2 separate regions of the Homo sapiens genome follow, and region 1 is linked to region 2. Evidence: read pairs that join two places in POLR2A ChIA-PET (ENCODE). Cell type or tissue: Caco-2. All regions are shown on one strand. Each heading gives the region's core, and the rest is flanking DNA. Links, peaks and the distances in the headings are about the cores only.

Evidence for each region. Peaks named below come from ENCODE experiments on the same cell type or tissue, not always from the same donor. Only the 100,000 strongest peaks of a DNase experiment are listed, where the experiment ranks them.
Region 1: POLR2A ChIA-PET joins it to region 2 with 6 read pairs; 4 of 35 experiments call an interaction of 5 or more read pairs at or near these places.

What each region holds. Positions count from the first base shown.
Region 1 is chr9:97,416,816-97,422,197 of GRCh38, reverse strand. All of the region lies in intron 1 of TDRD7 (tudor domain containing 7), which reads right to left. Among named protein-coding and RNA genes, the nearest start is that of TDRD7, 7.4 kb to the right of the region's middle. In Caco-2, for the core only: no CTCF peak of the experiment used is centred there; no DNase peak of the experiment used is centred there.
Region 2 is chr9:97,525,878-97,531,259 of GRCh38, reverse strand. All of the region lies in intron 2 of TMOD1 (tropomodulin 1), which reads right to left. Among named protein-coding and RNA genes, the nearest start is that of TMOD1-AS1, 12 kb to the right of the region's middle. RefSeq lists a silencer at 256-414 and enhancers at 1,503-1,552, 2,985-3,084. In Caco-2, for the core only: no CTCF peak of the experiment used is centred there; DNase peaks (open chromatin) are centred at 2,589 and 3,026.

The DNA.
Region 1 (5,382 bases), core at 81-5,080, 110 kb after region 2:
TGGTCTCAAACTCCTGACCTCAAGTGATCCACCCACTTCAGCCTCCCAAAGTGCTGGGATTACAGGTGTGAGCCACCTCCGGCCTAGTAAACTGATTTTTAACAAAGATGCTAAGGAAATTCAATGAAGAAAGTTCAATGAACAGTGCTAGTAAAACTGGTCATTCATATGCAAATAATGAACTTCATATTATATATACAAAAAATTAACTCAAAATAAATAATTTAGGTCCTAAATGAAAAGGCTAATAGTATAAAACTTCTAAAAAATACACAGGAGTAAATCTTTGTGGCCTTGGGTTAGGCAAAGACTTTTGAGAACCATAGAAGAAAAAATTGGCTGGGCACGGTGGTTCACGTCTGTAATTTCAGCACTTTGGGAGACCAAGGCACATGGGTCACCTGAGCTCAGGAGTTCGAGACTCGCCTGGGCAACATAGTGAGACTCCGTCTTCACACACACACACACACACACACACACACACACACACACACACACAAAAGCTGGGCATAGTCGCACGTGCCTGTAGTCCCAGCTACCTGAGAGGCTGCAGTGAGCCGTCATGGTGCGACAGAGTGAGAACCTGTCTCAAAAAGAAAAAAAGAAGAAATTGACAAATTGGATCTCATCAAAATTTAAAATGTCTGCTCTTCCAAAAGCTGTTCAAAAATGAAAAGCCACAGATTGTGAGAAGATATTTTCATAACAGACGTGGTAAAGTTGGTAGTCATATATAAACAATACTCAAAACTCAATAATAAAACAAAGATCCCAATTTAAAATGTGCAAAACACCTGAATACATATGTCACTAAAGTAAAAATGAAGATGGCAAAAAAACACATGAAAAGATGCTCAACAGCATTAGTCATTAGGGAAATGCAAATTAAATTCACAATGAAGTATCACTACACATCTATTAGAGCAGCTTAATTTTTTAAAAAACTGACAATACGAAGTGCTGATGAGAAAGCAGAGCATTTAGAACTCTCATACATTTCTGGTGGGCATGCAAAATAGTACCTTGAAAAATAGTTTGACAATTTCTTTTTTTTTTTTTTTTTGAGACAGAGTCCAGCTCTGTGGCCCAGGCTGGAGTGCAGTAGCCCGATCTCGGCTCACTGCAACCTCTGCCACCCAGGTTCAAGCAATTCTCCTGTCTCAGCCTCCCGAGTTGCTGGGACTACAGGCACACACCACCTCGCCCAGCTAATTTTTTTGTATTTTTGGTAGATATGGGGTTTCACCATATTGGTCAGGCTGGCCTTGAACTCCTGACCTCAGGTGATCCACCCGCCCTGGCCTTCCAAAATGCTGGGATTACAGACATAAGCCACTGCCCCGGCCAGTTTGACAATTTCTTACAAAGTAAAGTATACACTTATATAACCCAGCAGTCCTCTCCTACATTATTGCCCAAGAGAAATGATGACATATGTCCACACAGAAACGTGTGTGTGTATATAACAGCATTATTTATAATTGCCCCCCAAACTGGAAACAATCAAAATGTCTATCAAAAGGTAAGTAGATAAACCAAACTAGTAGCGCCATACAGTGGAATACTATTCAGTAATAGAAAGGAACAATCTGTTGATACATAAAACATGCATGACTCTTATATTATGCTAAAGGAAAAAGCTGGACACAAAAGGCTACATACATGATTCTATTTATGTGAACATTCTGGAAAAGGCGAAACTACAGACACAGAAATTAGATCAGTGGTTGCCAAGGGCTGGGGGTAAGGGGAGGTGATTGGCTATAAAGAGGGATTTTTACTGCATGTACAGCATATCTTTAACCACCACACCCTCCCCCACCCGCCCCCCCCAAAAAAAAGTTCTTTTAAGCTATGCTTCTCTGTGGTCAGCCCTCTCTGGTTCATACACACACTGCCCTGGCTCCTGGCAACTACCAATCTGCTTTCTGTCACTATGGATTATTTTTGCCTAGTGCTTTGTGTTCCATCTATGTTACTGCATTTAACTCAGTTCATTCCTTTTTATTGATGAGTAGTATTCCACTGTATGGGTATACTACAATTTGTTTATCAATTCAAATGTTGATACACATTTGGGTTGCATCCAATTTTGAGATATTATAAATAAAGTTGCCTTGATCATTCATGTACAAGTATTTAGGTAGGCACATGTTTTTATTTCTCTTATGTAAATTCTGAGAAATGGCTTTTCTAAAAATCTAGTATCTATAATAATGCTGGGAGGCTATTATCCTCAACTTATAGATGTGAAAACCAAGGTTCAGATAAGTTAAATACTTAAGATATCGCGGGATGTAGATAAGCTAGGATTTCAATCCAGGTCTGTTTGATGCCAAAGGCCACACTTTTCCCATTATATCACCCTGTCTACTGGTACTGGGAAAAACACCCAGCAAACCCTGAAGAATTAAGAACAGGAGACAAGACAGGAAAGAAAGGGTAAGCAGAGTAAAAAAGAAAAAAACAGTGGTGTGAAATCCACAGCTGACTCCACTTAGTCACAGGGCTGGTGTGGATTCCAAGACAATGGAACAGCTGGAGATACTCAATAGAAATTCATGGCAGAGACAGAGAACTGCAGAGTCTGCACACCTCCACTACCTCTGAAGTCCACACTCTGAATGAATGCCAGGGAGCAGGAAAGAGGACAGCTTTGGGACCTATACTTCACGGTTGCCAGATGTCAATGCTGAAGTATGAATTTTGGGTCCTGAATAGTAAACTGATGACACGGAAAATAGTTTAACAATGGTTCATGACTCATGAGTCAAAGATCACTGAACTACTATACAGTTATTTCCACAAGTAGTAAAAGCAACAGTGGAGACTGGCCAAGTTTTAATTTGCAAGAGGACATACTAAAGCATCACTTGCTTACTCCTCAGTGCCAATCCACCCTGACTATCCATTTCTGATCTCCACCTTCCCCATCTATGTGCTCTTCTTCCCTTCAAAACCCAATCCCTCCCATCAGTTCATCTAGAGCTCTTCTGAGTGAAACTGGGCTTTGCATCTTTGTATATCCGTATGCCTAAGTGGGCCTTGGCTATCAGCTACATACGCATTACATATAGATATAATGTCAGGTGGTTAGCACACATCCAGGGAAAATATCCATCTGGGTGTGACCAGTGTAAACGACTCAAATTAGACTGTTCAATATATCTGACTCCTCCCTGGCCAGACTACTTTATATTCCCCTGCCAGAGTTTCAGTAAGAAGGCCTTACCCTTTGCCTTAAGAATAGAGTTTCCATGGTATTCTCCTTCCCTTCATTTTGGAAAGAGCATCTGCTCCACTGCCACCTCCCCTCTGTGGTCTACTTTTCTCAGCTACATTAGGAGTGGACAGCAACCATTAATTTATGGGGAAAAAATGTCGGATAAATGCATTTTACTAATGGGTGTCCTGTTACTAAAACCTAACAGAACACTGTGATTCAGGTTTGAAAGGACAGGTCCAGCCCTGTCTTAGAGTCTAATCAGAGGCTTGTTCTACAGGTTGCCCTCTGCGAAAGCCTTCCACTCCTTCCACCCTTGGGAGAACCATTTTAGACCACTGCCCCTGAAATGTCCCTTCTATCTTCCTTATTTCTGCTCTGAAACAGCTGCAAGCAGGGATCTCCCAAAAAGGGCACTTCACAATTTTTTTTTTTAAGGAGCGGCATTCAGGTAGAGTCTTCCTCTTGTCCCCACCCATGACCTGTTTAACGGCCAGAGCAGAGTGAGGTACGAAGCTTTGCCTAATGCTTGCTTCTCTAGTCCCACCCTCTTTAAATGTGTCTTCTCCTTTATATAGCAGATGTCTCGTGACCTCCATCCTAATTGTTCTATCCTTTGCCCCGAGACTCTTGGAAGAAAATTAAATAAAATACCAGTGTGAATCTGCACGGCACAGAAGTGCTCATCCTTATTTTTCACTTTTCCCACCCTATCCAACCTCACATTTACCCACCTTGATTTCTTGGCATTGTCAGACTGTTTTTTCTAAGTTATATTTCTCAATCTGACCTGAGAAAAGCTTATGCCACACACATACTTCCTACTTTCACTCCCCCTTTATTTTTCCCCCAGATAGAGTCTTGCTCTGTCACCCAGGCTGGAGGGCAGTGGCGTGATCTCCGCTCACTGCAACCTCTGCCTCCTAGGTTGAAGCAATTCTCCTGCCTCAGCCTCTTGAATAGCTGGGATTCCAGGCACCCATCACCATGCCTGGCTACTTTTTGTATTTTTAGTAGGGACGGGGTTTCACCATGTTGGCCAGGCTGGTCTTGAACTCCTGACCTCACGATCCACCTGCCTTGGCCTCCCAAAGTGCTGGGATTACAGGTGTGAGCCACCGTGCCTGGCCTTTCACCCCCTTTTTAATGCACATATTATCACAGTTAAAATCTACTTTAAAATATTTCAATAGTAAAGTTGCTAACACCTGGCCATTGATATATTTTGATTTGGTTTTGGGGGAAGGGCAGGGGATTGCAGAAGATTATGCCTGAGCCTCCTTTTACTTGTGTTCCGCAAGTTTAATGCCACTGCTCACTCATTTTCCTGGGATAAGCCCCTTCTCCTGGATCTCATTCTCTTTATCTGTAAGATGAGTGAGGTCAGTATTAGTTCTCAATCCTCCCCCAAGCAATGTGATACATAAAGATGGAAGGCGGATGTCTACAATTCCTTCACTCTTCACCACTTCCATGGCAGTTGTCCTAGTCCGTGTCAGCAACATCTCTTTCCTGGAGCAGAGCAGCTGGGCTCTTAGCTGGTCTCTCTGCTTCCACTTCACCTCCTAGAATCTGTTCTCCACATATCAGCCTGAGTGATCTTTTCATATAATATATACTATTATATCACGTCACTCAAAACCCTCTAATGCTTCCTGTGTTAACTCAGACAAAAAGCCAAGTCCTTACAGAGCCAAAAAGGGCCCTGCATAACCTGCAACCCCCACTTCTTTGCCCTAAGTTCTCTCTTCTCTTTATTTTCATTCACCCATCCTGGGCTCCATGCTTTTCCTTGAACATGCCTGAGATGGCCTCACAACAGGGCTTTTGTACTTGCCATTCTCTCTACCTGGGACATATTGACTCCAGGGGCACATGTGGCTCACAGCCTTACCTCCTTCAGCTAAAGTACGTGCTCAACTGTCACCTCCACAGTAAGGCCTTCTCTGGCCACCCTATTCAAAATCAAAACTGAGATGCCAGCTTCCCTGATTTTCTCCTTAGCACTTATCACCATCCAATATTCTTCTCCATTTAATGGTTTTATCTTTCTCCCCAACTTCAATGCAAGCTCCATGAAAGCAAGGATTTGTGTCTGTTTTGTTCATTGCTGAATCCCTAGTGCCTAGCCCACCGAGAGCTCAATAAATATTTGTTGA
Region 2 (5,382 bases), core at 184-5,183:
GCTGTGTGATTCTGGGAACCTATTTCTTTATCTACAGAATGACATTAAACCTCATCCTATGAGGATCAATCTTGTAAGATCCTTGTAAATATTTTATGAAATGATGCCCATAAAATGCTTAGCATAGCACCTGGCATGTAAGAACACCTTAGCAGAGGCCAGGTGCAGTGGATCACATCTGTAATCCCAGCACTTTGGGAGGCCAAGGGGTGGTGGGGGGGGTGGGTGTGGATCACCTAAGGTCAGGAGTTCGAGACCAGCCTGGCCAACATGGTGAAACCCCATCTCTACTAAAAATACAAAAATTAGCCGGGCATGGTGATGTGCGCCTGTAAGTCCAGCTACTTGGGAGGCTGAGGCAGGAGAATCACTTGAACCTAGGAGGCGGAAGTCACAATGAGCCGAGATCACGCCGTTGCACTCCAATCTGGGCAACAACAGTGAAACTGTCTCAAAAAAAAAAAAAAAAAAAGCCGGGCCCGGTGGCTCACGCCTGTAATCCCAGCACTTTGGGAGGCTGAGGCAGGTGGATCATGAGGTCAGGAGATCGAGACCATCCTGGCTAACACGGTGAAACCCCGTCTCTACTAAAAATACAAAAACAATTAGCCAGGCATGGTGGCGGGCGCCTGTAGTCCCAGCTACTCGGGAGGCTGAGGAAGGAGAATGGCGTGGACCCGGGAGGCAGAGCTTGCAGGGAGCCGAGATCATGCCACTGCACTCCAGCCTGGGCGACAGAGCGAGACTCTGTCTCAAAAAAAAAAAAAAAACTCCTCAGTAGAAAATCATCGTTATTATTATTCAGGCTTTGCAGAGGGTCTGTTGTTTTCCATTATTGTTTCTATGGTTATATTGTGTCACAGATTCCTGACAGCTGACTTTAAAATCAACTCTTAGGACCCAATTTCTTTATAAGGTTGAATTATCTCTACCATCTTCTCTCCTGCGAATATTTTGAGCCTTTTACTGAGACAGTTTAAAAAATGTTCTGCCTTTCCCCAAATCCTCATTAACAATCAATATTTACAGTTAAATTCCTTGTGTTGGTGGATTCTTCTTTTCTTGAAAGATTAGTATTTATTGTGAAAATAACATAACAACTTCAAAAGAAATCAAGTTGGAAATAAGAATTTACGCATAATTCCCCAATCTGCTCTCTGAGTTTCCTTCTGGGCTAGTCTCAGAGGTGCTCCCAGGGTTAACAGCACAGGTTACTGGGCCAAGACTGTCTAGGTTGGAATCCCAGCACCGCTCAGATTGCATCCTGGGCAGGTTACTTTATATCTCTAAGCCTCGGCTTCTCCATCTTTAAAATGGGGCTAATGACTGAACCCTCCCAGAGGACTAAATGAGATAATCCACGTAGGGCTTTGCTTATGGCACACCCAGGAAGTATTGAGCGTCTATTACTCATATGAAAACTGTACACTGCTCCCTGCAGAAGTCACGATGACTTGTCATTCTCAAAACCTCTCTCTGTGTTGCCCCCACTGCCTGGTACAAAGGCAATCTGAACTGAGGAGCTGGCTCTGCTTCAGAGCAGCATCCACTTAACTCCAGAGAGATGAGAAAGGGCAGATCCTCTGGGGAATCAGTCAACAGCGGATACTTTTAGCACATGAAGCATTCCTTTCCCGAGGGAGTCCAAGTGCAACAATCTCATGATAAGCTCGAGTTTTTCCAGAGAGAGAGATAGAAAGTTTTGGGGACTTTTTTTTTTTTTTTAACGTGCACAAGTTTGGAATCCTCTGCTGCAAACAGAGCTGCTTTCCAAGTCCTCGTACTCCATTCTGCCACATGACACTGGGGCTTAACAATTGCATAACCAGAAACGTCACCCCTTGAAGTGTTTGTTGAATTCAGGTACTAAGACAGCCAGGAATGGTTCAAAGAAATCATATGTGGTTAGAGCTAGAGGGGGCTTCCAAGGCCATCTAGGCCGACTGTATCCATTTTACAGACAGGAAAATTGAGATCCAAAGAAGGAAAATCACGTACCCAAGTCCAGAGCAGAGCCAGGACTGGAACCTGGACTTCTGCACCTCAGGCTCTTTCCCAGAAAAAAGAGGGATTATTTTCCTACAGCGACCCCCAACCACAAAACCAGAGCACATCTGCAGTCTAAACTCTCTCCCTGAACACTCCCATGAGGCCTTGGAGTGGCATGGCTACGTCGTGGACTCCAGACCCACACGCAGTGGCTCTGCCATCGCCTAGTTGTGGGACTTTGGACAAGTTACTTCACCTCTCAGTTTCCTCATCTGTAAAATGGGGATGATAACAGCGCCTGCCTCCTAGGATCATGATGATGGTCAAATAAGTTAATATTTTCAAATTCCTTAGAACAGCACCTGCACATAGTGAGTGCCATCTAAGCACTCATTAAACAAAAACAGGAGGAATATGGACTATAACAGAGAGGGCAGTGGCCTAGGTGCCAAGGCACCAGGGTTCTGATCTGGTTCTGCTTGGATGTGTGACCTAGACCAAGTTCTTTCCCCTCTCTGGGCTCTGCTCCTGCTCTGAAGCCGTGGGAGGGGCAGACACCTGCTGGCTGGCTAGGAGTCTCTCATTGTCTGCATATCTTTGGCCTCTCCCTGTGCTGTGATTTCAGAGCATGGGCCAAGGGAGGGTGAAACTAGAACTGGAATGTTTGTGCTCTCCAAAAGAAGGGAGGCCCTCCAGGCCTTTTCGAAGCTCACATACTGTCTTGCAAATCAGGTAACAGAGCTGATCTTAATGAAGGGATCAATTGTGTGGCTGGGACAGAAACTCACTGGCCTCCATTATCTCCTATCCTCTCTCTGGTTTCTCTTCTCTTTTCTTTGAACTGAGAGAGAAAGGGGTCTTTGAAAATGCCAACTGGGAAACCACAGTGGTCTGAGAATCTCAGGTCTCAGATGGCCCATGCCTGCTCCCACACCCCTGTGCTCAATTACTTTTCTCCTGCCAGAGTGGGAGGTGCACACACTCTGGAGCCTGTTTGAAATCCGAGTCTCCGTGCCTGCCTGGGTCCTGCGACCGTCAGCAAGTTGAGCCCCAGGTGCTCTGTCCCTCCAGTAGCACAAGTGGAGTGTCCCTTCCCTGCTAATCACCTGGGCGGGAAAGCTGGCTGTGTGAGAGCTGCAGGGCCCTGGGTATTTGCTGCTGAGGCTGGATGCTCTGATATGTCGGGTGGCAGACCTGCGGGAGCTCTTTGCCAGTTTGGGGGTGAAACAGAATGCAGTTGCTGGTGGATGTATTTTGGGTTCTGCGAGGCCTCCTCCATCTGTCCCCCTCCACTCCCAGGTCTGTCGCTTGGCTCTGACCCTTGTCATCACCTGCCTTATTTGCGGTCACAGCCTGACCTAACCTCATCCCCATGCAGCATCTCAGGGCAACTCAAACAGCCCAAAAGGCCTGCAGGGCCCTCAGGTGCACTTCTCCCTGGGAATGGCAGAGATTCCCCCGCGGGAGCGCCTCCCACCTCTCACCCATCTCCCTGACACCCCTCCAGTCCATGTGTCCCCAGCATCAGCTCCCAAAACCCCTCTGAGTCTCTGACCCTCAAGGGCTCCCTGAACCCACTGAGCAAAGTCTAAACCCGTCAGTCGGCCTTGCCGCCCCCTCTTCCCCCGCGTTATCTATCCCAACCCCTCTTTCTAGTCGCATCTGACCCTCCACAGAAACCACACTAAGATTCCCATCCCCAATTCCTTCCCTACACAACACTCTCCTTGCGGCCTTTCTCAAAGGCCCTCACTCGGCATGGAATTAAAAAAATCCAGAGCTCAGTTCCAGTATCACCTGCTCTGTGATGCCTTGCACCAGTAAGAGTTAATCTCCTGGCACAGCTTCCTGTCTGCTCTGTGTCAAGCTCAGTGTATTATGCCTGTGTCCCCACCAGCCTGTGCTCCTGAAAGGCAGAGTCCCAGCCAGGCTGCCCTGTTGGTGCCCAGCACAGTGCTCGGCAGGTAACCGAGTCACATTTATTGAGTTAACTGGAAGTGGCTACATGCCTCTTTTGTTCTCCCTTTATAAAGTTGTTTGTTCTTGGAATTCTGTGTGACAGTGATCTAGGATAGAATTAGAACAGAATAATTTTGCAGCTTGATTTTTTTCTTGCCTACATGGCTTGTTTTTACTGAAACACAGGCTAATGGGGAGAGATGATGCGGGGGAAGAAAGAGAAATGCAAGGCTCTTTCCACCAATGCCGACTTTTGATCAACTTGAGCAGCCTCATCAGGAAACCATCTTCTCCTGGCAGGCAGGGGAAGATCGTGAATATCAGGAAGAGGAGGACACACTGTTGGAGAGATGTGTAATTCTATGGGGCCTGGGACCCAAGAGCCCTAGGCAAGGATTCTGAGTTATCTGGAATGAAGCCACTTAATCACACCTGGGTATAAGACCAGATTATAAGTCAGGTTAGCTTAACCCTGAAAATGACCAACCAACTCTGCTATTCCATGGCTGGGGACATTGAGGTCTAGGAAGGATGGCAGCTTGGTCCAAGGTCACATGGAGTGGAAGAGACAGGGTTGGGATTGGAAGCGAAACACCTAACTTCTAGTCCTGCATTTTTTCATCAAACTGTGCTCCCGGGATGTTAGCAGTGACCATCTCTGGGTGAGTGAGATTGAAGTGTTGTTTTCTTTATGGATCACTATTAAACCAGAGTTGAGCAATGGCTGGTTTAAAAAAAGGGTGTGATACATTCCATTTTTAATTAAAAATATATAACATGGAACATTTACTCAGTTCAGTAACTTTGATTATCTACCTTCTCTGTGCTGGTTATTGACCTGGGTGCCTGGGATATAGCTGTAGGATGAAGACCCTTGTCTAGGAGGCCACCTACGAACCCCTCTATGCCCATGCTCACAGTTCTAGTGTGACTTGCTAAACCACATACACAACCAAAGAGACTTTTGACTCTTGACACTGTGTACCCTGACTGCAGGGATGAATTCTGAGTATTAAACACACTTCTAAATGTGCCAACTATGAAATGCAATGATAAAACATCAAACATTAAATGAGAAGAATTATTCTGGTCCTTTATTTCTCAGCTCATTCATTCCATGACACATGTTCTCCACCATCCTGAAGCTGCTGGCTCGATATAACGGGGTAACGGCCTTTTGAAGACTCAGTTACAGTGCCAGCTAGGTGGCCACACCTTACAGGCCGGGGCAACATTCTCCAGAAGGCTGTATATGCTCTGAATCAGTGGGCAATTGCGGATGCCATTTCTCCCATAGCTAGGATTCATGGGTCAGGGAATCAAGATTGGAAATAGGAGTGGCACCACTCACCATTTCTCCTAGTGATGCACTAGCAAAACTTTTGTTCATTGTTCCCATGACCCTGTGGTCTGCTGGCCTAGAAGTCTTAGTTT